2 separate regions of the Homo sapiens genome follow, and region 2 is linked to region 1. A link is an interaction called in ENCODE POLR2A ChIA-PET data of the cell type or tissue named here. Cell type or tissue: MCF 10A. All regions are shown on one strand.

Region 1 (2,500 bases):
GTGTTGTAAGGCCAAATTGTCCGAAGTTTCTGTGACCACATTCTCCTCTCCCAAGTTGGGTCAAGAGCACTTTCTGCCAGTGTGAGCTTTCCACGAAAGGCAGTCACAGAGCATAGAAGCCTCTTCTATCAGTGTCCCTAATCTTGCCCTTTGTATGGGCCTCCACATTCTTCTTGTACGTCAGAACTACCCAGTGGAATGCAATTCTCAGTATCGGAATGTAAACTTATTCAAGTCAGCCTACACCCAGCAAGGGAATACACAGGAGTCAAGCAGATATACTGGTGGGCAATCCTAATTTACAAAATGATTAAAAACATAATACTCCAATACATCAATTTTTTCACACCCCTGTTTCCAGAAAATGATAGGCAGTTACTACATTTTATTTTCTTCCTTAAAAAAATCTAAGTAACTGACTGGACTGATGTTCCTAAATCAAAACCAATTGATTTGTTTAGGACTTACAAAAAAACAATCACATAACATTGTCTTCAGACAGCAGAGTGGCAATTAAATTAGGGAGGAAAAGCTAACAAGTAACTGCTGATGCCATCAATTCCATTCTCAAAAATTAGTAACATATATAAGAATAAATTTTAATATAAGTATAAAAGGAAAGTGGATTGACTTTCCATAAAATACATGTAATCTTTTCTTAATAAGTTGACTCATTAGTTTAAGAAGCAAAAAAGTAACAGCTATGTTAAAAATCACACACACACATACACCAAGTACATATATAATTTACATGTGTGTGTGTAAATTGCGAACTGCTTCTAAAGCATGGACTTTAACCGGCTTCTATTTCAGAAGTATTGGGAAAACTGAATACACACTATATATCTCTAAATTTCCTTCAAGGCTCACTTACAAACATTCTAACAATCATCACCCCACATAAAATTAACAGAAGTTTGCTCCTCTGCACAGTGAATCTCAACATTTCATCTCTGCTTATAAAAATAGAGTACAAGATAAAAATTATTATACAATACGAAGGCCTTATAGCTGTGCTATTCCCCCGTTCATTCCTCAGTAGTTTGTTGTCTATTTAACAAGCACTAAACATTCGATACTTAAGCTACTAACATTTTAATTCCTTTAAAAAAAATTCTAACCTGCACTGTCTTCAGTATCTTTGAAGAACCACTAACACCAACAGTGCTGTCACCTTCTATAGGAGCTCTTTTCTCTGCAGCACTGAGCACTCCCCATTTCCCCGTGTTTTCTCCCAGTGAGTCCACGCGCGCGGCGTAGCTTGTACAGAGGCCAACATTCCATCTGACGGCTAATTTCCTGCTTCAATGACCCACCCACCTCTCCTGGCTGCAGCTATGTGTTTCGCATGTTGTATGGGCACTCTTTTCGCATACCAGCCTCATGACCTCAGCGGCTGCCTGACAGACACTCTTTATCAATTTCTATTAATTCATTATCTACTCTCTTGTAAGTCGAGGGCAAGTAGGGAAATCTGCAATGTCTGCTCTCCTCTGAGTCTTCAAGGTCAAATGCTTTGTGCTGGCAATACAATTTTGTTATTAAAATTTACCCAAGCTGTACTACAAACTAGTTGCTCTCCGCCAAAGAGATGCTGAACTGTATACCTGGCCTGAGGGATTACCATGGAAAATACTAGAATAAATTTAAATCAAAACAGCATGGGAAAAGGTAAAAGAGGCTGCTTTTGCTGTCATTTTTCCCTTCAAGAGAAAAAAAAGGTGGCTCTTACCTCAGCTGTATTGGGGTGAAGAGAGCAAGCAGTTTTTCTCTCTTGCCACAATCTAAACCAGCAAAGATCAGTGGTGTGATGACTACACTTTGGTAGTGTCTATGTCCTCGTGACCAAACTGCTAGAGAACAGCTCAGCTAAATTAATCTGCTGCTATCAGTCTACACAGTGGCACAAACAGGTCTCTGCTGATCACAGTGCTTTGTACACAGATGGCAGCTGATCAGTTTGTATAAAAGTTATGGTCCATAACAGCTTTTCTTTTCAGCATGTAGACACATGCCCATCCAATATACTTTTGTTAAACGTTCACCATTTCATTGTGCAAAGCTGGCCGTGTATGAGTTGTATAGACAAGGAAGCTTAGCTCTAATATCTTATCTTCAAATGACCTTATTTTTTATAAAATTCATTCAAGAAGCAAAATAAACAATTACATTAAGAAATAACCAAACAGATCTATGTAACATATTAATGAGAAAAATGGCAGATGAATATAATGAATGATTCAGATTGGCCCTAAGCAAGTAAGAACCTGAACTGATCTCAAGAATCAAACAAGATTTCAAGAATCAGAACTAAACATCTGATATTCTTTAAAGCTCTATGTTAATGGCATCAAAACCTAGCCACTAACCTGCCCAAAATTTGGCACATACCACAAGAGAAGTTGAAATGGTAAGTATTTCTTTGTAAGACTGAACCTCAACAAAAATTCAGGTCACTTGAAAAATACTGTATTCATAATTCTTAGAAGTTAAAAGAACA
Region 2 (2,500 bases), 210 kb before region 1:
GGATTTTTTGCATCCCAGGGAGAAGTTTCCAGGGACGCAGGGGTTTCAGTACTGTAACTAGAAAAATCGCAGGCATTAGGTATGAGCTGAGAGGGGTGTAAAAATAAAAAAAATTTAAAATAAAAAAACAGAACAATCCTAGGCAAACCAGACTGGCTGGTTACCCTAAGAATGCCCACTTTCACCTCAGGTAGAGAGGGATTTAAAAGCAAATTGGTGTCATTTAGAATACTGGGTGATTCAATATCTGACTTGGAAAATACAGAAATTGCTCAAGTGAAGGAGAGGCAGTATCGCATGGCACGCCCTCCAAAAAAGACACTGAGCAAAGAAAATGAAAATATTTACCAGGAAGTGACTGGCTGCCACAAAGAGCCATTAGTCTGGGTCACTGAAATTGCTGGTGAGATTCCCAAGGGATGCAGTTGGGGAGGGCCTCTGAAGGTCCCAAGAAAGAAACTATGAGAAAAAAAAATCAGCTTTAACATGGGCCAAAACCAGCGGAAACCAACACTAGATCAGAATCTAGACCTTCCTCTCTCCCTCTCACCTGACCACATCCCCTTTCCCCAGCAGGAAGAACTTGTTCAATGTAAATCAGAATTGGAGTTTTGACTATTTGTGGCACTGAGCATTTTAATTACTGACCACAAAAAACTTTTATTACCTCCATGTAAGCAGAGAAGTCATGAGACTTGTTCTGAATTTCATTCACTGGGTAAATTTCTTCCACTGCATAAATTCCAACTAACTATGGGAAACACAAATAAATTAACTTTCTGATTTTATCCCTAAGAAGATTGTAAAAATTACGGAAAAAAAAAAGGTTACTTGAAAAGGGGTAATAGACAAGTAAGGGGCTATTACTATATAATAAACCGCAAATGTCACATTCATGATTCTTTTGAAGAGTAGAAAGAGAGACTTGTAAATATTGTAAATCTCTTTCTAGCAATGGTTTTGAGGTCATTGGTTTTACGTTGTCACTTGTATTAGTCTGTTCTCACGCTGCTTAAGACATACGAAAGACTGGGTAATTTGTAAAGGGTAAAGGAAAGAGGTTTAATAGACTCACAGTTCCACATGGTGGGGGAGGCCTCACAATCATGGCGGAAAGCGAATAAGGAGCAAAGTTACGTCTTAGGTGGCCGCAGGCAAAAGAGCTTGTGCAGGCAAACTCCCATATATAAAGCCATCAGCTCTCGTGAGACTTAATCACTACCACAAGAACAGTATGGGGGAAACCGCCTCCATGATTCAATTACCTACACCTGGCCCTGCCCTTCACATGTGGAGATTATTACAATTCAAGGTGAAATTTGGGTGGAGACACAGCCAAACCATATCATCACTCTACATTTTTAAAGCTCCTCCTCAGTATACACTGTTTCCTAACTTCCCCTCCCTGCTTCTCCTGTGGAACAGGGGGGCAGGTCTGAGAAGGAGTGCAGGAAGACCTGATTACATTTAACTCTCTCAATATACCACTAGAAAACATGCCCTTGAGCACCACAATCATTTGTGAGTTTAGCATTTTGCAAGACTTGCAAGAACAAAACAAGAATGCAAGAGCACGAGTCATTACATTTTAAGCTAGCAGGGACTGGCCCAGAACACTGTAAAGGAAGCGCATTTCATATGAAACAAAACCTACGGCCTCAGCAGATCATTAAGCCAATATCAATGTTTCTTGATCAATTAAAGAGGATGATTCTGGAGCAGACTGCTATATTAATAAAATGGGTTCTTTCTTGACTTTTCATTTATTGTGAATTTTTAAAGCCTATTATTTTATGTTATTTTAGTTGTTTCTACCATATTCTCTATTTCCTAATAGACCTTAATCTTGCCAGATGAAAATTTGCCAGACACTCTACTTGCTAGAAACACAACCTCCCGATAAGAGTAGGTAGCTTCTCTTATGTTCCAACCACAAATTTCTTGGATTTTATTGATAATTATATTTTCACTTACTTTGGAAAGTGCCCAAACCAAAAATTCCTAGAGCCAGAACTACCTTAGTAATTTATGACAGAGTTCTGGATGTTTGAATTTATTATTTTTCCCTTTTTTATAAAACACAAATCATCAGAAGTGAATTCACTGTACAGTGAATTTTTTCATTTGAATTTGAGTCAGATACTGTGGGTAAAGTGATGCCTGTAAGTACATAGTAATCTATAATTCTTGAAATAACCAGAAACTCTTCCTGATTGAGGAGACTCTATTTTCTGACACTGGTGAATAATATATCCAACCGTAGATGAAGAAAATCCCTGTTGTTATTGATACTTAATACTCCAGAAAAGGTACTGTACTTTCAAGGGTCCTCAAACCTCTTTGGCTTCAAGGCTCTGAAATTGATTCAGCCTTTTAATGTATAAAGAAAAAGATTCTGAAATAATGAAATGTCAGTGCTTAAGGTACAAAACAGAAACAGCTCAGTGAAGCATATTATATAGGTGTCAGATAAGTGATCGAAATGGTTATATTATTTGTT

Evidence for each region. ChIA-PET counts read pairs that join two places held together with the same protein. Peaks named below come from ENCODE experiments on the same cell type or tissue, not always from the same donor. Only the 100,000 strongest peaks of a DNase experiment are listed, where the experiment ranks them.
Region 2: POLR2A ChIA-PET joins it to region 1 with 14 read pairs; 4 of 35 experiments call an interaction of 5 or more read pairs at or near these places.

What each region holds. Positions count from the first base shown.
Region 1 is chr4:159,226,979-159,229,478 of GRCh38, reverse strand. All of the region lies in intron 4 of RAPGEF2 (Rap guanine nucleotide exchange factor 2), which reads right to left. Among named protein-coding and RNA genes, the nearest start is that of MIR3688-1, 99 kb to the right of the region's middle. In MCF 10A, no CTCF peak of the experiment used is centred here; a DNase peak (open chromatin) is centred at 1,308.
Region 2 is chr4:159,433,748-159,436,247 of GRCh38, reverse strand. No RefSeq gene overlaps it. Among named protein-coding and RNA genes, the nearest start is that of MIR3688-1, 310 kb to the right of the region's middle. In MCF 10A, no CTCF peak of the experiment used is centred here; no DNase peak of the experiment used is centred here.